2 separate regions of the Mus musculus genome follow, and region 1 is linked to region 2. The links are chromatin loops, found by intact Hi-C in ENCODE. Cell type or tissue: gastrocnemius. All regions are shown on one strand. Each heading gives the region's core, and the rest is flanking DNA. Links, peaks and the distances in the headings are about the cores only.

Region 1 (10,711 bases), core at 1,198-9,197, 61 kb before region 2:
CTCAGTCTTCTAGTGCTTCAGAATGTGGCCTGCTGAGAACCTAGGAATGAGTGAATGCCACAGGGTTAGCGGCAGCTGTGGTCTTGGAGCCAGCTGTAGATCCTTGTCAATGAGGGGCGGGATCCCCTTCTTCAGTTCAGCTCCTAGACAATCTCAGGTGGATTCTTTCAGCAGTCCCTTGAGGGTTGGGGACAATGGAATTTGGGGGGGGGCTGTTTTCCCATTGGCCATGGGAGTTCCTATCTTAGGACATCCAGGACTGCAGAGGGCAGCTCTGACCGCTTGAGGACCGCGGTTGAAGGGGAGGAGCAGGATAAGGCTGTCGCTGCAATTCTGCGGGCCCAGCGCCCACAGAGCACATAGGGCGGGGTCTGGTGGGAGGAGCTAGCGTGACCTTGGTCACTCTCCCGCCGAGACAGCCTAGGGGGTGGGACTCACTGTCTCTATGGTGACCGAGAAACAGGGGATAATACTACGGAGCCGCCCGGGCTGCAGTCCCGCCCGGGAGCCGGCAGGGAGCGGAGCTGTGGAGCCTCCTGGTCTCCAGCATCAGTTCCTGGGTCCTGTCCGAAGGCACGCTCAGGAGCAGCCAAGCGGTAGAAGCCGGTAGGAGACTGAACATCGACCACCCTAATTCGTATCCCCCAAAAGGAGGGGTGGGTGGGAGCAGCCTGAACCAACCTCAGATGGTACTGAGCTGAGCCTATCAGCTGAACACCCCGGCCCTGGCCCCAAGGGTTCCACACACACTCCTGCCCCCACCTTCTTGCCAGGCTGATTGATGACTGCAGCTGTCCCAGCAGGAGCTGACGAGCGGATTCAGTTCAGAGGCATGAACACTGTGCCCAGGGTCTGAGGACCCCAGAGCAGCTGCTGTGATTCTGTTCCACATCAACAGCCCCCAAATTCATCTTCCCATAGACAGGAGTGAGCAGTAGCCTCAGGATCCTCCCATTTCCTTGAGAAGAGCATCATGTAGCACCCCAAACTCCCCTGGACACATTTACCTGTGGTGTTCAAGTACAGGGCTTTGGGTCCCCGGGCGGGTTGACATCTTTGGGAGAGGCAAAGGGTGTGGCGGACCCCATTTACAGACCCACAGAGGTCCCTGCAGAGTGCAATCTCTGGGTTTCTGAGTCTTAAAAATTGCAACTTATGGATGAGTAGGTGTGGTCACCAGAAAAGGCCTTTCAGTGTGGACCAACTAGTAATGGAAGAAGAGGAAGTTGTTCGGGGGCCAGGTTGTGGTCATTGGACACTTTTTTTTTTTTCCCCTAAGAGGCAAGGTAAAGATGGTGGCTGAGAACAGGAGGCTGCAGTGGGTGTGGTGATGGTGGTATGTCTTAACATGATGCCTGGCGATGCCAGTGCTGGTTAGACTCTGAGGGGCTTTAGGTCAGGTCTGTGTCAATAGCTTTAGCATATGAGTAAAGAGAGAGTGCTGAGGGTGTGGTCAGGGAACTCTGCGCGTGTGTGGTGGTGGGTGTTCAATGCTTTGCATGGAAGTATGGAAGTGTTACTGCATAGACTGGGAGATTTCAAGGCAGGGCTGTGTCAGAAGCTGTAGCTATATGGATGAACGGGAATGCTCCAAGGGTATGGCCAGGGGGCCTTTGTAAGGGTGCAGAGTCCAGCTAGTGACTGTGGTTGGGGTCTTCAGGATGTGAGTTAAAAGGATGCAAAATGGATGCAGTGTACACAGGGTTTGATTTGGAGAGGGACTTTCAGGGTGGGGCTGAGGGTGTGGTCAGAGATCTGCAATGGAGCTCTGAGGAGGGTGTGGTCAGGGGTCTGTAGTAGGACATGCACTTGACTGCAGGGCTGTGGGCATGCTGGGGAGGAGTTTCATTGCAGGGGTCTTAATGTCTGTGTGGGGATGGAAAAGGAAAAAGGGTCAAATTCAAGGCTTTGGGTGTGGGTGGAGGAAGCCTCGGTGCAAGGCTGTGGGTATGGTTAGTGGGTACGAGGCAGAGGGTGTGGAGGGCCAGGGCTCAGTGCATCTGAGCTATGGGAACGTGGACAGGCGTGGTCACGCTCAGTGAAAAGAAGACCTTAGTGGAGGGCTGAAGTGTAGACAACGGGATTGTGCCTCAGTGAAGGATTGAGGCACCAAGATCATGGCCCCATGGAAGAATTTAGGGGCTACTGTCCAAGTCTCTACCCAGGTTTCTTCGTTTCCCACTCTTAAGCTCCACAGACTGGAAGCTACAGCTTCAATCAGTGGCAAGGGGCCAGGAAGCCACGGTTGTGCCCTAGGCTTAGGGAGTGCTGGTATGCCCCACCCTTGGGCCCCTGATCCCCAGCCCAGCCCAGCCCAGCCCAGCAGCACTGGGAGCTTCTCCCTCAAGCCGCCCTGACACCATCCTACCCTTAGCAACTGTCTCCAAGCAGCACCACCCTCCCTTAGCAACTGTCTCCAGGCTCCACAAACTGTGGCCAGGCCAGACCCAAGTTCCTGCTCCCCTCCTGTTTTTGTTTAACAGCAAATAGTAACAAGGCCAGGGCTGGGCCAGCTGCGCCCCTGCCTAGGGCAGGCACTGCTGCCCTTGCTCTTGCTCCATTGTCAGGCCGAGGCTGGGCCTCCCTAGGTCTCCATGACCTTTACAGAGACACTGCCCTCACTACATACCTGCCCATACACCACCCTTGTCTGGCGTTGACCCAGATTGACAGGAGTTTTCAGGGAGGCTTTTCTGCCACCACCCCCACTTCCACCCAACCAGGCTTTGTGCCAGGGACAGACAAAGCCATGGCCCTAGCTGCTATCATCACAGTCTTTCAGGACAGTGCCCTTCTGTTCCCAGGGCCGTGTGGGCATCATGACTTCATCTTCTGAGCCCTCTTGACATCCAGGGCTGGCACCGAGCGACAGCACCTTTCTGCCCATAGCTCTTCCTCAGCTCTGGGCATAGACAGACACAAGGTGCTAACCCTTAGGCATCCCAGTCCTGACTGAGGGACTGATGTGCTGCCAACTCATACCTCACAGGTTTTTTTTTTTTGTTTGTTTTGTTTTGTTTTTCGAGACAGGGTTTCTCTGTATAGCCCTGGCTGTCCCGGAACTTACTTTGTAGACCAGGCTGGCCTCGAACTCAGAAAGTTGCCTGCCTCTGCCTCCCCAGTGCTGGGATTAAAGGCGTGCGCCACCACTGCCCAGCACCTCACAGGTATTGAGAAGGCAGTAGGGGCATTCTGGGTCTAGAGGAGGTGGGAATAACTTGGCCGGGAGGTGACTGTGGCGGATCCTCGCAGGGTGGCATGGCAGCGAGCACGGACATAGCTGGGCTGGAGGAGAGCTTCCGGAAGTTTGCCATCCATGGCGACCCCAAGGCCAGCGGGCAAGAGATGAATGGCAAGAACTGGGCCAAGCTGTGCAAGGACTGTAAGGTGGCCGACGGAAAGGCCGTAACGGGCACCGACGTCGACATCGTCTTCTCCAAAGTCAAGTGAGCACCAGGCAACCCCTGTTTCTCATGCTTTCAGAAAGTGGGGGGTGTGGGGGTGGTCGTTAGGGGGCTGGAATCAGGGAGGATGTCAAAAAGGGGGGATCCTTACGGTGCACACGGTGTCTGGCAGGGCGAAATCTGCTAGAGTAATCAACTATGAGGAGTTCAAGAAGGCCCTGGAAGAGCTGGCAACTAAGCGGTTCAAGGGGAAGTCCAAGGAGGAGGCCTTTGATGCCATCTGCCAGCTGATAGCGGGCAAGGAACCGGCCAACATTGGCGTCACCGTAAGTGCCCTGCCAGCCCTGCCACGGAGATGGGTGGGGGTGGGGGAGGGGTGGATCTCAGCAGAAATGGGGGTGGGTGGGATGGGCCAGGTTCCCTCTCACAGGACTCTGTGGGAACTCTATCCAAACAGAAAGCTAAAACGGGTGGTGCTGTGGACCGGCTGACGGACACCAGTAAGTATACGGGCTCCCACAAAGAACGCTTTGATGAGAGCGGCAAGGGAAAGGGCATCGCTGGACGGCAGGACATCCTGGACGACAGTGGCTACGTGAGTGCCTACAAAAACGCAGGCACCTATGACGCCAAGGTGAAGAAGTGACACCTGCCAAAGCCCCCAGGGAGGCTGTCCCACTGGAGGCCCAGGCCTGGGGTCCAGGGTCACATGGAGCAAGAAAGCCTGGCTCCCTCCCTGCTGGATCTGCCACCAAGAGCTTCCTGCCCAGTCCCAGGGCCATCCCATCAGGCCTCTGACCCAGACTGCTGTGTCCCTTCTTCCTGTCTCCCTGTCATCTGTCTGGGAGTCAGTGCCTATATCCTCACCGCCCCAGCCTGGTCCCAGGCATGGCTGACTCTTGCCTGCTTTTGCCTCATATTTAAGCTGCTGCTCTGGCCAAGTGCCTAATTCTTACCCAGACCTCAATAAAGATACCTTTTGTACCAGGATGGACTGACTCAGTCTACAGTGATGGGGTCACTCACACTGTAGCACCCCTATCATCCCCTCCTGCATACACACCCTGCTAGGCTCTTCCTTCCCATTGGTAGCCATGCCAAGGATAGATGCTATCTCCTTCCATTAGCGATTCCTTCCCATTAGTGCAGAGCAGAGCCAGCCAGCCCAAGACAGCCTTAGGAAGATGCAGAGCTTTTTACTGGACCCTGACCCTAGGGTGATGGCATCACAGCCTGTTATCCAATCAATAAGGCCTCAATCTGCTCTCAACATTTGCACAGGATGAAACATCAGAATTGGCCTGGACCAAGCCTTGGCAGAGGCTCAGGGCCAGGCTTCAGCACTGTGGCTGCCAACAGGGGGCTACTCGGGTAAGGCATTTTGGGCTGTAGCCCAGAATCTCAGACTATTCTGGGATAGAAAGAACTAGAGAATAAACAATTGATGCCCTTACTCTATGGCCGAGGAAGCTGAGAAAGAGATTTCAACAGATGAGCCCTGAACTATAGACCTCTTATCTTCATGCCAGCCCTGTTCTGGAACAGCAAGCCCCAACACCATTTCTCAAAAACAAAAACAAAACACACACATGGGACCTAATGGCCAGTGATGAGCCTGGTGTCCCACAGTGAGGGACTTCTGGCTGACTCCCTCCCATCTGTTCACCATTCTGATGGGGAAGGTGTGGCCATTCTGTTCCCTACCAGATCATCAGTCCTCGGAGTCGCCGGTGTCTGGCTAGAGCTGTTCCCAAGCACGCCCTTCACGTCCTTGCTGTGGTAGCAAGGAGGCTGGTGGACTTAGGGCCTGTCCATCAGAGGGCAGCTTCTGGGTTTCAGAGGCTCAGGTCCACAGTAACTTCTTTTCTGTGTGCCCCATTCCCACAGGCTGTCCTGGGACGCTCTGCTCACACTGGGCTTGAGCCCAACCAGGTGGGAAGGAGACATTCAGACAAATGGTGTGAGATGGACAGGGATGAAGAAAGGTCAGGTGGAAAGCAGAGGGCCCCAGGCTAGCACCTGTCTCCCAGATGCCAGAGGGTGGCTCTTCACTGGGATGTCCCTTCTCAAGCTACCCGGGAAGAGTTCCAGCTTTCCCCTCCCCAGCAGTAAAGAAGCAGTCCCTCCATCGAGCCTGGGAAATCCGTTTGAATCCCAAGCTTCATGTCAGTGAGCATTACGGAAATGATATTCTTACTGAAAGATTGTCACAGCGAGTGGGGTTACCTGTGTGGGCCTCACTCTCAGCTAGAGTTGCAGGGGTGTGCGGAGGGAGACAGCTAATGAGGAGGGGGACAGCAGCCTGTTATCCCTGTGACTGGTGGGATGACTTGGAGAAACGGGGAGGAGGGTATTGCCTGACCCTAAACTCCATGTAGTAGGAGAAAGAGCCCTCATTTTCTCTGAAAAGGCACATAGAGCCAGAAGCAGCTCAGTGTCCACTTAGGGCCAGGGAGACTCCTGAGGTTAAAATCCACAAATGCCTTCTCTAGTAAGGCTCTGCTGATAAGGACACCCCATTAACTACCTCTCTACAGAGACTTCTGTTTCGGGAGAAACCTACCTGAGAACTGGTTGCACACCAACCTTGCACCAGTCAGTCCACTGTAGGGCAGGCTTAGAGTGCCAGCCTCTCCACTAGTTTTCCTCTGCTCCAGAGGTTTTCCTCTGCCCTCCAAGTTAGGTCCAGCTAGCCCTACGCGGTGACAACGATGGTCTTCCCCTTGACTTTATACTAGCTACCTCCTGTCCCTGGGACTACGTGACACATCAGGAAAAATCAGAATCTGAGAGAACTTACTTCCCCCAGGAGTGCCCAGCAGCTCAAGAATGGCCGGCCCGAGTCAGCCATTTCCTGTGACAAAGGGAGATGGTCATGGAGGTAGCTTTAGCATGGCAGGCTCTTCACTTCTCTTTAGAGGAGCTCTGTGGAGATGCTGGGTGACCACTGTAGGATGCTCAGACGAGAGGCAGGAAGAGGCGGATGGTACAAAGAAACACCGTGTTTGCCCATGGTGGCTCACACAGCAGGGTGGTTTGTGCCCTGAGTTGTTTCTAAAGTGACAACTCAGTCATCCCCCTTTTTAGGCAAAGCTTAGGCTCTATGGAGACTTCTTAATGGGACAAGGAGACAGAGAAGCTGGCTTTTGTAGAACATGCAGACAAAAGCTTATGTCTCCTCTTGAAAAGCCAGATAAACCCAGGTGTGTGTCTGTGGGTTTATTTATAATTCAGAAACATGGGGGCTTCACAACCCACAATGTGGCACAGGACTCCTTCCCTGCACGGCATGTGAGTTAGTTAGCTCCTTGCCTCTCTTCCTGACATGGTGGCATAGGTGAAGTGGCATCAGAGTGACAGCAGTTTTGTTTCCTGGCCACACTGGCAGCTCTGGAGAGTGCTGATATTGAAGCAGACCCACAGAAGTTTGGGATACCTGATCTATCAGGACCAAAGAATGTACAGTCCTCATGTGGGAAATGACACTGAACCCAGGCATGTCACAAGCTGCGCCTCCCGTGGGCCTGTGCCTGCCGATTCTGCTGTTCAGCTTCTCTGTGCTTAGCCTGTCCTGTTCCAGCCAGCCAGTCAGTCTCCTTGTAGAGGAAGCCTTTTAAATGCAGGCCTCTACTCTTCTACCCCTTAGTGGAAAGTCTGCACGGAGCCATGCGGCCGAGCTCCTCTGTCCTCCCAGCCCCCAGCCCTGGAGCGGTGCCACTCCCTTGGTGACACAGCAAAGCTGCAGCTCTCCTCTTGTTCTTGCCCTTAGTCCTATGCTTTGCCTGGTAACCTGCTTAGTCTCAGGTCTCATTTGACTGTCCTCTGGGGACATTTTCCTGACCTTGCATTCTCTGGGCAAAGACTGATGTCCTATCACATTCCCATGCAGTACCACATCCCACTGTTTCGTATCCCTGACCCATGATCCTTCAGGGACCACTGGACTCTGCATCCTAGTCTAAGAGGCTCTGCATCTTTTCCTTAGCATCCTAATCCATGAGACTCACTAGAGCCTCCACGTGGACCCCACCATCCACCCACATGCTCTACTTCAAGCTCCCATTAGACGGTCCTCTGTGGACCCGAGTCTTAGCAGGCCAGGGGCTCCTCCAGAGAGTATACACTTGCACTATGGCAGAAGGAGACTTCAAACACTTCAGAGTCTCTGGAAATTCTTCTAACACAAAAGACAGTGACAGATGTTCTTTTGTAACTTTCCGCCACAGTCTCGAATGACACCGAAATGTGTCCACTAATTTTTCCTTTCTGACATTTTCAATCAAATGTTTCTGTGTGAAATGGTGCCTAGGACCAAGCGCCAACAATTTGTGTGGGCAGAGGGGAAGAATGGCCAAATGGGAGGAAATAAATGGAAGAAATAAGAGAGGGACAATAGAAAGTCATCATAATACGTTTTTCTTAATCTTTGGGGGTAAACACCAGTACCCACCACAGGGACAGCGGCCCTGAGCGTCCTCCGTGGGCGAGGGAGCTGGTGGGGCGGGCTGCGGTGCTAGCTCCACAAACTAGGCTCTGGGTCGGCTTCTGAGACACTCTGTATTAGGTACTGACCCGTGTCGTGTACCATTGGTGAGGAGGAAGACAGCGTGCTTTTCCCAAAGGGCGACGATCTCCCCAAAGGATGACTCTTCTCGGGAGGCAGGAGAGATTTCCCGGAATAACCTTTCTGCTCTTTATGCAGCTGCTGCAGCAGATACTCATTAGTTACCACCAGGGACCTGAGGCCCAGGGGGGAAAGGCAGTCATGAAATCACAAAAGCAAAGCACAGGCCATTCAGGTCTGAAATGGCTGCTAAAGTCAAACTCAGTGCAGGGGCTCCTTTCAATGGAACTGTCCAACTTAGCAGTGGGTTATCTTAAAAGCAGGCCATGGTTCCTTTGTTACAGCTCATGGACTGCGCTCCACACTGACTGAAGCAGTGACGTAGCTCACATTTCATGGAATGGTTCTTCCATTCTTTCCAAAGCCCTTTCTTGTTGAGGGAAGGAGGGAGAAGCTCAGGGACACTGGCATCTGATCAGGCTGTCAACTCCCACTCCCTAGTCACCGCCTCCTTTAATAGCCTGTCTCTGTGCCAGACCAATGGTACAAGCCCCTACTGCATCCTTGAACTCAGAATTACCACACAACACCAAAAGCCATCCACACACACCAGCACAAATTATGATGTGCAACAGCCAGGTGTAGTGGCTCTTGCCTTTAATCCCAGCACTCAGGAGGCAGAGGCAGGTGGCACCCTGGAACTTAAGGCTAGCCTGGTCTACATAGTGAGTTCCAGGATAGCCAGGGCTATGTAGAGAGATCCTGTCTCTAAAAAAATGTATATAAATATTATTAATTACAGCGCTATTTTGCGTTGGGGAGTTTGGTGTTAGGAATTGAAACATGAACCTCATACTTGCCGGGTACACACACATCCCAGCTCATACTGTACTGTTTTTGGAAGCCAAATAAATACGGTTCATCTAAACTGATATTAACAGGGAACTATTTTTTTTTAAATGTATAATCATACAACGAGTACTAGGCATTTATAAAAAGGACTGAGAAGTAGCTCACAGTCCATTGTGAACTGTTTTTCAAGATAAAAGTGTTGATCCACCGATGGCTCGGTGGGTAAAGGTGCTTGCGGGCATGCTTGACAACCCAAGGCTGATCCTTGGGACTAGCACGTTCAATTCCCCCTCCCTCATCAAACAAGCAAACAAACAGGTTAAAGCAGGCCCAGGAGGTGACTCCCAGAGCCCTGACCCTCAGAGGCTCCCAGTTCAATTCCCAGCACCCACATGGTGGCTCACAACCACCAGTAACTGTGGGATCCTGGAACCCTCTTCTGGATTCCATGGGTATCAGGCCAAGTACCTGATAAAATAAAACATTTTTGAAAAGTAACAACAACAACAAAAGATTTAAATAAGTAACACCTGTGCTCCTTTTTATGCATAAAAGGTAAGCAGATAACAGCGCGGCTGGCATCCACTACAGAAGGCCAGTAAGAGGAAATAGTAGATGCTTCTGGATTTACCTTATTTATGGACTTGGCTTTGAGATGATGGTATGTTTTATAAAACTGTACAAACAAGATAAACCAAAAAAAAAAAATTTCCCTAAGCGTCAAAGTGAAAATAAAACAAATGAGCTGAGCGGCTTAGGGAAACAGAGCTGTTTCAAGTTCATTTGAGTGTCCAGCTCTTGGGAGATACTCTAATGTGTGCACAGTGTGGGCTCCAGAGCAGTAGGCACAGCACAGCCTGGAAACACCAGAAATGCAGATTCTCAAGTTCCCAGCCTACAGGACCAACTAGAACTCTGGCCTGGGACCCAGCATCTGCAGTCAACAAATCTTCCCTGTAATTCCCATGCAGACCTAGGTTTGAGAACCATGACTTTATGCTATTCTCCCTGTAAAGCTTGAGATTGTAAAAGACTTCTGTTGTTGCTTGACATTTGTTTGTTTGTTTTTAGAATCTCAGGTGGTACAGGCTAGCCTTAAACTCACTATGTAGCTGAGGCTGTCCTTGAAGTGCTGACCCTCCTACTACCGAAAGTTCCAGCAAGGTGCCACCATGACCAGCTGAAAAGCTGTGGGGCTTTGGTTTTTTGGTTTTTGTTTAAGTCACCCAGAAAGGGCCCGGATCTGACCCTCTGGCTTTAATGCTACTATTCTACTGAAAAATCAACGGTGAGATCTGGGTTTCAAGGTGAGGGTTTTGCTTTTTGTGAACATCAGTGAGAGAGTCTTAGCAGAGGTAGGGCGGGCAGATCAACTCTTCAAGAGCTTTCCATGATCGCCTCCTTCAGCCACCTCCCACGCCTCCCCCGCCCCCAGGTGTCTCCGGTCTGCAGCTTGAGGGTGCTTTCTCTGTCAAGAGGCTGATGTTAGAGTGTACTTTAGATTCTTTCCCCCATTACTCCCTACTGAGTGCTCTCGGTGAGTCTTTGGGGCCCAACAGCAAACACTTTCCAGCGGAGCCAGAGGACTGATCTGAGGGGTTGGTAATGACCAAAACAATCGGGTGACCCTAGAGTCCTATTACAGTCACCGAGGGAGAAAGTAATTATTGAGTAGGTGCAACCCACCGACGCCAGCAACAGCAACGCCAGCAAGGGTTTGTCCCTGGTGTATCAGAGCAGTACTGAAGCAGTCCTTTGATCCCTGGCTAACTGGCCAAGTACAGGAGATTTACATACAGACTGCACTAATTTACACAGGTGTGGAGTCTAGCTTCCAAGAAAAGCAGAGGAGATAAAGAGGAGTGAACACAGACTCAGAAGCCAGCCAGCC
Region 2 (10,711 bases), core at 1,871-9,870:
TGGATATGCAAATAAATCTATGGCATGCTGATTTAGAATTCTTTGTTTTCTTTTTTTTAAAGATTTATTTATTTATTATTATTATACATAAGTATACTGTATGCCTTCAGACACACCAGAAGAGGGTGTCAGATTTTGTTATGGGTGGTTGTGAGCCACCATGTGGTTGCTGGGATTTGAACTCAGGACTTTCGGAAGAGCAGTCGGTGTTCTTACCCGCTGAGCTATCTTGCCAGCCCCTGATTTAGAATTCTTTAGGAATATAGCGGCTAATCTTCATTGCCTACCTGACCAGAGTTGGAATTCCCTAAGAGGTGCTCTTCTAGCAATGCCTGTGAGAATATTTCCAGAGAAACTTAACCTAGGAAAGAAGGGTCATGCCGAATGCAGCAGCACCGTCTCATGGTCTATGGTTCCTGAGTGGAAAGGAGGGAAGGAGCTTCGGCATCCTCTGCTCTCTGCTTTCTGGTCTTCCCAGATGGAGGAGTCCTAGTCTCATGCTTCTGCTCCCGTGGATTCTGTCACACTGTCTGTGTCATGTGGACTCTGTCACACTGTCTGTGTCATGTGGATTCTGTCACACTGTCTGTGTCATGTGGATTCTGTCACATGTCTATGTCATGTGGATTCTGTCACACTGTCTGTGTCACGTGGATTCTGTCACATGTCTGTGTCATGTGGATTCTGTCACATGTCTGTGTCATGTGGATTCTGTCACATGTCTGTGTCATGTGGATTCTGTCACATGTCTGTGTCATGTGGATTCTGTCACACTGTCTGTGTCATGTGGATTCTGTCACATGTCTGTGTCATGTGGATTCTGTCACACTGTCTGTGTCATGTGGATTCTGTCACACTGTCTGTGTCATGTGGATTCTGTCACACTGTCTGTGTCATGTGGATTCTGTCACACTGTGTCATGTGGATTCTGTCACACTGTCTGTGTCATGTGGACTCTGTCACACTGTCTGTGTCATGTGGACTCTGTCACACTGTCTATGTCATGTGGATTCTGTCACACTGTCTGTGTCATGTGGATTCTGTCACACTTTCTGTGTCATGCTGGACTATGTGCTTTTAAACCAGGAGCCAAAACAAATTCTTCTCTTAAGTTACTATTATTATTATTAATTAGTTATTATTATTATTGTTATTGTGTGTGTGATGTTTATGTGTGAGTGCTGGGTGTACATGCCATGGCACATACCTAGACGTCAGAGGACAACTTTGTGGAATCAATTCTTTTTTTTTTTTTTTTTGGTTTTTCGAGACAGGGTTTCTCTGTATAGCCTTGGCTGTCCTGGAACTCACTTTGTAGACCAGGCTGGCCTCAAACTCAGAAATCAGGCCTCTGCCTCTCTAGTGCTGGGATTAAAGGCGTGCGCCACCACGCCCGGCGTGGAACCAATTCTTTTCTTCCAATTTGACATGGGAAGCCAAGTGGTGGTGGTGCACACCTTTAGTCCCAGCACTCAGGAGGCAGAGACAGGTGGATCTCTGAGTTCAAGGCCAGCCTTATCTACAGAGCAAGTTCCAGGACAGCCAGGGCTACACAGAAAAATCCTGTCTCAAACCAACCAACTAACCAAACAAACAAACAATTTGAATGGATCCCAGGGATTAAACTCAGGTCACCAAGCTTGCACAGTAGTGTCTTTACCTACAGAGCCATCTGGTGGCCCCTTAGATTGCTTTTTGTAAATATTGTCACAGCACTGAGAAATATTACTAATACAAGGTATATATCCATGAGTGGTATTAGTGAGACGTGTAATTGAATCATATGGTGGTTCTATGTTTATTTTCATTTATTTTTTTGCTCCTTAAACGGCGCGCGCGCACACACACACACACACACACACACACACACACACACACACACACGGGATGCTTTTGCATAAGACCAAGGTTTGATCCCACCACCCATATGAAAACCCACAACAGTCAGTAACTCCAGGCTCAGGAAGCAGCCGCTTGTGGCCTCTATGAGCTCCTGCGCACACTCAGATAGTGTACATAAAGTCACGCTGGCACACACACTAGACATAAGTAATAAATGGATTTCTTAAAATAACCATATACATATGATTTAATATTTTGGGTTTGTTTTAAAATAGGCTCTCACTATGTAGCCCTATCTAGCCAGGAACTCATAGAAGTAAGAGATAAGATGAAACCAACCTGCTCTGCCTCCTTAGAGCTGGGATTAATGACATACATCACCATACATGGCTGACTTACCATTTTAATAAGTATAATTCAATGATCTTATGTTTTCAGAGTTGTACAACCACCACCACAACCAAGTGTAAAATGTTTTTATCTTCCTTTAAGGAAACCTATACCCCCAGCCCTAGTAACCATTAATCTTCATCTGGGTAAATTTGCCTTTTCTTCATATCGTCTGCTTTGTTTAGCATAATGTTTCAGGATCAATCCACATTGTGACATGTATCAGTCCTTCATTCCTTTTTATTAATATTTCATGAGTAGGCCTGAGAGTACACCACACCTGTCTTTAATTGTAGCACTTGGGAGGCAGAAACAAGTGGATCTCTGTGAGTTCAAGGCCAACCTGGTCTACATAGTGAGTTTTATGCCAGCCAGGGCTCCAATGTGAGACCCTGTCTCAAATAAACAACCTACCAGAATAGTTTCAATGTATGGGTACATTATAAGTTGTTTATTCATTCACCAGTTGATGGGCAAATTCAACTGAACATAAAGATTTATTTCTAGGCTCTAGTCTATACTATGTATTCATATGGCTGTCTTTGTGCCAGTGGGGATTTTTATCCATCAGTCCAGCTTTTCTCCCACCTCCCACCTTTTAATACAGGATCTCACTGTGGCCTTGGGTTCAATATGTACTGGCCTCAGACTTGTAGTGACCTTCCTGCCTCCAACCTGAAGTGTTGGCATTACAGATGCATGCGAACATGCAACCATGGCTGGCTTTTTAAACTGTTAGTATGTAAAATATAATTGGTTTTTAAAAATATTCTTCAATATTCTGCTCATAACAGTGTGTGTGTGTGTGTGTGTGTGTGTGTGTGTGTGTATTAGTTCTCTTAGATGTTGTATGTACATTATTATGTTGACAGAAAATGTAGTTTAGTACTTCTTGTCAGGGTGCTTTCAATTTCTTTCTGTTACAGAACTCTCTCCTCATTCTCCCTTTAGGAGGAGCCTGGCGGGCTCCATGAGTCAGCAGAGGATTTGTTTCACTTCAATGTCGGGGGCTGGCATTTCTCAGTTCCCAGGAGCAAACTTGCTCAGTTCCCAGACTCGCTGTTGTGGAAAGAGGCTTCAGCCCTGACCTCTTCAGAGAACCAGCGGCTCTTCATTGACAGAGACGGCTCCACGTTTAGGCATGTGCACTATTACCTCTACACGTCCAAGCTCTCCTTCTCCAGTTGTGCAGAACTGAACTTGCTCTATGAGCAAGCCCTGGGTTTGCAGCTGATGCCCTTGCTTCAGGTAAGAAGTGCTTTCTCCAAGAGTGATGATCAGTAGCGTCACTAAAAGTGAGGCTCTTTTCTATATTGGGTTCTGAGATAACTCTTCGGTTGGGTTGTTTTCTTGTTAAGATTTATTTATTTATTTATTTATTTATTTATTTATTTATTTAATGCATATGAGTACACCACCATTGCTCTCTTCAGAGACACCAGAAAAGGGCATCAAATCCCATTACAGATGGCTGTGAGCCACCATGTGGTTGCTGGGAATTGAACTCAGGACTTCGGGAAGAGCAATCCGTGCTCTTAACTGCTGAGCCATCTCTCCAGCCCTTGTTTTGTTTTGTTAAGACTGGGTTTCTTTGCATAACCACCCTGGCTGTCCTGGAACTCACTCTGTAGACCAGGCTGGCCTCGAACTCACAGAGATCAGCCTGCCTCAAGTGCTGGGGTTAAAGGAGTGTGCCACCACAGCCAGCTCTGAGGTAACACTATTAATGGACAGTAGTCTGGAACTGCATCATGGCTTTTGAGACAAGGCCTTACTATGTAGCCAGGAACCACCTTGAATTTATGATATTCAGCCCCTGTTGGGCAAGTGCCACCATGCCCAGCTCCTCACTGCACATCCTTTACAGAAACTCTCACCCTGATTCTGCTTCATTTATCTCAGCAGCCACCAGGGACCGGAGATAGGATTTAACATCCAGGGGACCTTTGGCTCTTTCAATTCTTTTTTTTTTTTTTTCGAGACAGGGTTTCTCTGTGTCGCCCTGGCTGTCCTGGACCTCACTCGGTAGACCAGGCTGGCCTCGAACTCAGAAATCCGCCTGCTTCTGCCTCCCAAGTGCTGGGATTAAAGGCGTGCACCACTGTTGCCCTGTGATTTGGTAGTTTTTGAACAATGATTTTTTTTTTTAACTTGGAAAAACTAAATATTATGACTGGGAAGGAAACCTGGGCATGTTCGATATCAATCCCACTGTCTTGATGAGGTGTTGTTTATTCCATTTTCATAAGAGCTAGTCCATCGACTACAGTGCATCTCTGTAGACCACTAAGTATGCCTCCTCAGTACCTCTTGGAAGAAAATTGACTTAGATTGTGTTGGTATCTGGGTCAGGAGGAAAGAGACCATTTATTTTGTAATATATGTGCTTAAGGATGATTCTTGCTAAATAATTCATGTTTTATATTTAGGAATCCAAGAACTCTAGCATAGTGCAGTGCAAGTTGTAGCTTTCTGAAGTTTTTGGCTTCCCCCTTGAATCTAAATCTTGTCACCGTCTTTAGGATAAGGTATGAGAATTGCTTGCAAGTGGCTTCAAAACCATTTAAATGCCTTGGCGGGTTAGGTTTGCTCGTGGCTCTATGCCAGGCCACCTTTTTTGTGTGGAGAGGGAGTAACATGTTCATTGCAGACAATCAGAGAGATCCAGGCAATGTTTTACAGGATCATTGAGAAGAACAGGAGCTTCCCGTACAGTTTACTAAGCCCTTGAAGCCCTTTGCAGTCCTCACTTCCTAAACCCAAACCAAACCAAACATCCCCGAGAGTCAACTTCAAAGGAGGAGGCAACAACACAGAAGCCAATGGGTTGGTCTGATTCCAAGATTCCAAGATGTGTGAGTTGCGGAGTTTGAAGAATTATGAGGCTCTGCCTCCCTAACACAGCCTTCGAAACAAGTGCTGAGGCGTTGGAAATGGTGTTTTCGAAGAAATCAACATTTGGGCTGGCCCAGCCTAAGTGGTATTTATTCATTGAAGCAGAGAGTAAATACAGCTGGGAACCAACAGCCGCCTCAAGCAAGCCAACCGCACATTTCCCCCACTTTCCTCGCTGTGAAGGCCTAGCCAAGTACTGGGGTTTGCCTTAAAAGAGCAAACGGTGGTGCTTGGAGAAAATGAATTTTGCCAACTCTTCGTCTAAAGACCCTTCGCAAGCAGGCCCACTTCAAGCATTTAACTATGACTTAATGAGAGCACTCTGGGTTCTATTTTTATTCCTATGCACTTTAGGGACAACAAAGATTAGTATAATAAAACACAATGTGAGCCATGTATGTGGATGACATACGTAATCACATGTAAATTAAGAGATGTGGGTCTCCCTGTGCTGCCTCAGCTGGCCCTGCACTCCAGGATTCCACTGATCCCCCGGCCTCAGCCTCCAAAGTCACAGAGAGACCCACAGGTACATGCAATAACACCTAGTTTCATAGGCGTTATTTAAATTTTGTAGTAGCCAAACTTTAAAAAGTGTAAAGAAATGAGTGAAATCAAATTTTGATGGTATATTTTATTTAACCCAATATTTTCAAAAATTTACACTTGAGATACTTTTCTTTTATACCAAGTTTTCAATATCTGATTCTTTTTTTTTTAACATTTAGCACATCTCATGTTGAGAATACTGTAGTTCAACAAGGCATACCGTCACAATGACTGCCATATTGGATAGCACATATCTAAACTATTCCAGATTATTAATACTCCTTACTACAGAGCTCTCCATAATTAGCACTTAACAATAAAAACAGAGCTGGGCGCCTGCTAAAGGGTTGTCTTATTCAGTCAGAAGGTAGCACATATTGTTCAGGTTGGTCTGTAACAGCTTTGTTGAAAGGCAGTGTGGAAAGCTGGATATGGTGGTACACACCTATAATCCCAGGACCTGGGAGGCTGGGATAAATTCAAGGCCAGCCTTGGCTACATAGCAAGACCCTATCCCAAATAAGTAAGTAAGTAAGGGTTTTAAGAGGACAAAGGAGAGAAGAAGAGGCATAGAATGAGCCAACAAGCAGGATAAGACTGAAGCTTCTGGAAGACAGTGCCTTAGCTCCTGTGATGTACGCCGCTCCCTCCACAAATGCCCCTAATCCCAGCCCCACTCCATTTACCCACCTTTCTACAAACCTAACCTGGACCTTCACCTCTAAAAGATGCACCTGAGAGCTGGAGAGGTGGCTCGGTGGTTAAGAGTACTGACTGCTCTTCCAAAAGTCCTGAGTTCAATTCCCAGCAATCACATGGTGGATCACAACCATCTGTAATAGGATCTGATGCCCTCTTCTGGTGTGTCTGAAGACAACTACAGTGTACTCATATATATATAAACTAACTAAGTAAATAAATAAATATTTTAAAAAAAGAAAAGGTACACTTGAAGTCTCTAATTCTAATCAGAACACTGTGTATCGACAACCAATCCCATGCCAGATTCTAGAGATAAAGAAATGAGGTGGGAAGCTATACAACTCCCTACTCTTCAATACTTAGGGTTAAACACAGGTTTTTGTGGATGTTAGGTAAGTGCTGTACGATTGAGCCATATCCCCAACCCTGTACCTACATAAAAGGGCCATACATTTTATGATTGCTTTATGCAGTTTCTGGAGATAGTAACTTGTGCTTAAAACCCCAGCACTCAGAAGGTAAGCCAGAAGAAAAATTGTGAATTCAAGGGTAGTCTTGGCCACAAAATGAAACCTCAAGAGAATAAAAAAGAAGAATGCATACATTACTTCACTCCTGTTTGTTTTGCTTTTGTTTTTCAAGGCAGGGTTTCTTTGTGTAGCCCTAGCTGTCCGAGCCACCACTGCCTCTGGAGCTCTGAGACTGAAGGCATGGGCCACCACTGCCTGGCCTCCTCTTTGCTTCTTGATTATGGGTCCCATGTGCCCAGCTCTCTTGAGCTCTTGGCATTGTGACTTCCCCACAGTGATGTACTGAAACTTGGTACTATGAACTAAAATAAACACCTTCTTCTCTAGAAATTGAGAGAATTAGAGAAGTTCATAGAGACCAGAGAGAGAGAGAGAAGGACAGAGAGATGGGTAAGAGAGAATGGATAATGGGCTGGATAACAATAGGCAATGGTAACCCAGAGTGGACAGTGGATGCTGAGCAAATAGTCTAAAACCCAATGGAGCATCATTTAAACTGGTGTGCTTTAGTTGGGCCTAAGTATTTGGAAACCTAAGCAGGATTATGTCAAGTTCAAGACCAAACTTAAGTACTTTAGCAAGACTGTATTGGGATTGGGGGTGAAGCTAGGGCTATAGCTTAGTATTAGATTGCTTGCCTACCATGTACAGGCCCTGGGTTTGACTTCTAGTTTTCATAGACGTGGGTTTTAAAGTATGTAAAAATAAAGTTGTTGGAGCTGGGAAAATAGCTCGGTAGTGCTTTCTAAGTTCTTGAGGGGACCCAGGGTCAGTTCCCAGCCCCCACACCCTTGCTCACAACCGTCTGTAACTCCAGTTCCCAGGCATCGGACATTCTTCTGGCCTCTACTGGCTCCTGCATGCTCATGATACACACAAACTCATGCAGGAACATACATGTATATTTAAAAATAATAAGCAAATAGATCTTTAAAACAAAGTTGTAAGGAAAAAACCAGTGACTACTGGCTTGACAGTATTATCAGAGTCTACAAACCCCATCTAGGTCATGGACCAAATCCAGTCCACTCCAGGGTGTGATTGAAAAAATGGTCAAATTTCAGTGTTATTGGTAAAGTTTCATTCAAATACAGCTGCGGGGCCGTGGGTGTGGGGGAAAGAGGGAAGTAGGAGAGAACATACAGCCACGCTTCTCTGTTTTTATTTTGCTTATGGCTTTTTTGAACTACAAAAAGAGCTGAGTATTTGAATTGACAGAGACCATATGGCTAGCAAAGTCTAAAATATTTAGTATCTGGCCTCTCACAGGGGGGAAAATGTGTTTACTGCTGGCCTAGATTCAATTGGGGCGAAGGAAAATGCAGGAAGATCAGCCGGGAAGCTCCAGCAGCCTCCAGATCAGTGATTCTCAACCTTCCTCACGCTCTGACCCTTGTGGTGAGCCGCCGATCATAAAATAATTTTTGTTGCTACTCAATAACTGTAATTTTTGTTATGAGTTGTAAATATCTGTGTTTTCCGATGACCTTAGGCAACCCCTGTGAAAGGGTTCAACTCCCCCAGCATATTACAAGGGGCTGTGACTCACAGCTTGAGAGCCACTCATCCAGATGAAAGATAAGAATGGTTTGGTCTTGAATGGTCACAGGAACAATTTAAATCCTGGGTAAGTCTTGATGAGTTTGCTAATGAATTGGATGCAGGACATGAAAGAATGTTTCTACCCTGAGCAACCAGGTAAATGGTAAATTTTGAGAGACATGAACCTTTAGGGGGCAGGGATCACAAGACAAGGCTGAAGACCACATGTTAAGCTGAAGAAACAGTGCCCGGTCAGTAACATCCAACTAGAGAGTTGAGGAGTCACTGAATAGACAGATCTGAAATTCATGGCCGCAGTTGGGACCAGAATTATAATACAGGAATCATCAAGCTGATAAGTAAATCTTTGAACCTGAATGTTTTGGAGTGTCATATATTATTCATAGGAGAGATATAAAGAAGTCATTGCCATCCATACATCAGCATCACGAGGCTTCCGAAAACTTCATGAGGAATTTGAGAAGCCCTCTTAAACATAAGCTACTTGGAGCCTTCCACAAGCCATCAGACTGGTCAGGGGTCACAGCGGCCACTGGGGAATGTGCAGTTTCCCTTCAGGGTCACTCACAAGAGTTTAAGGTTCTATGCAGACTATTGGTTCACTGTTACATGCCTCCTGAACCCCACTGAGGCTTAAACATAGGGCCTCTCTCATGCTAACACACATTCTACCACTAAACTACACTGTGGCTCAACTTTTCCTATTTCACCTCCTTCTGGGAACTTCGAAGTTTGGACCATAAATTGCTCCATTTGTCAGCAATCTGCTCCCAGTAAGGAATCCAAGTATGTCTACATTCTTTGTGTTCAAGGAAGCTAGGGAGTTTTTGTGCTGATCACACAAATGATGCCTTTAGTAAAATAGGCCAGTGGCGGTTTCACATTTTCTATTATGATGTGAGATAGGTTACTTTGTAATGTTGGAAAAGAACACGGCAGATAATTATTCCAACAATGTGGCTTGTGAACAATGGCTTCAAGGGTCCCCATATACTGTTTATCCTGCTCATATCACATATGTGTGTGCATATATATATATATGTGTGTGCATATATATATATATATATGCACACACATATATATTTCAATCATACCCCTAAGTATCCCCTATACTTACTTTCTATGCCTCCTGCACTCATTTTTTTTTAGAATATTCCCCTTTTAAATTTTGTTATAAATATAGCCCACAGCCTAGCCTGACATTTCCAGACAAAGTTATTGTTGCTCTATTCTGATATTAGTGCTAATTCTGTTGGGATCATTTTTTTTAATGTCTTTCTCCTTTTCTGGTTTCTATTCCTTTCATGTCTGCATTTCCAATGGTTTTCAAAGTATTTGGCATCTAGAGGTGTTTAGCTACCATCTGCTGGGAGAGAAAGACTGGACCCACCAGCAGCATAACCAGCAGTAGAGAGAGAAAGAGACAAGTTTGAAACATTGAGAGCTGCACCTTGTTTGGCTTCTTTTGTTGCACATCCTTTTGGTCTAATAGCCTTGCTCCTTTTAGCATCAGCATCTTTACACAGCAGTCAGGGGTTTGCCGGGCCCCCTAAGCTCCTTTACCATGATGCTCCTCCCAATAGTCCAGAAGCACACAAAGCATCTCCAAAACCCATTCCTCCTTGAAAATCCTGTTAAGCCCAACTGCTCTGCCAGCAGGGTGCCTTGTCAGCCATCTTTTAGCAGCACACATGCCGCGCAGTCAGATTTCCATTGCTTCTGACTTGCCTTTACTACCATCTAGGCCCAAAGCAACATCAATTGTCCTTAGAGTAGCAGTTAGCCTTGTAAGTTCACTGTATTTCCCATTTTCCAGGCACAGTGGAGCATGCCTGTAATTCCAGAACTTGGGAGGCCGAGGCTGGAAAAGAACAAGTTCAAGGACACCCTGAGCTACATAGCAAGACTTTGTGGAAAGAAAAGACCCCTCTGAAATAACTTGCCATGTCATAACATAGGAAGAGTAAAGTTCCAAAAAGTAATATCCAAGTGGCCCTGAATATGAAAGTAGTCCTGAAGTCGCCTATAGAAAACCAGCCATATACACTGTGACCACTAGAGTCAGTAAAGCCAGAACCTGTCCCCACCCCCCAGAAGCAGGCTCCCTGGAGCATTTGTTATTCGTGCATTCTTTCAACAGAAAATGCAGTGACCCATTTCTAGCAGAGAACAAAACAAGCAGAGTCCTTGGGGTCTCAGGGAGGTTATACTATTAGAAGAGAGCTGACAGGGCATAAATA

Evidence for each region. A loop is a pair of places that touch in the nucleus more often than their neighbours do. Peaks named below come from ENCODE experiments on the same cell type or tissue, not always from the same donor. Only the 100,000 strongest peaks of a DNase experiment are listed, where the experiment ranks them.
Region 1: a loop joins it to region 2, with 4 times the contacts of the local background. A loop is called at or near these places in 9 of 42 quality-filtered maps.

What each region holds. Positions count from the first base shown.
Region 1 is chr8:105,461,175-105,471,885 of GRCm38, reverse strand. Lrrc36 (leucine rich repeat containing 36) reads right to left here. Exons shown (of 14, transcript NM_001170788.1): 14 at 7,800-8,143. The coding sequence ends at 7,918. It overlaps Tppp3 (tubulin polymerization-promoting protein family member 3), which reads left to right and starts at 464. Exons shown (of 4, transcript NM_026481.3): 1 at 464-606; 2 at 3,253-3,446; 3 at 3,577-3,730; 4 at 3,862-4,394. The coding sequence starts at 3,259. The coding sequence ends at 4,050. In gastrocnemius, for the core only: no CTCF peak of the experiment used is centred there; DNase peaks (open chromatin) are centred at 4,729, 5,089, 6,377, 7,104 and 6 more places; H3K4me3 peaks cover 2,794 bases; H3K27ac peaks cover 7,069 bases.
Region 2 is chr8:105,401,097-105,411,807 of GRCm38, reverse strand. Kctd19 (potassium channel tetramerisation domain containing 19) reads left to right here. Exons shown (of 16, transcript NM_001301173.1): 2 at 3,184-3,480. Among named protein-coding and RNA genes, the nearest start is that of Kctd19, 7.0 kb to the left of the region's middle. In gastrocnemius, for the core only: no CTCF peak of the experiment used is centred there; no DNase peak of the experiment used is centred there.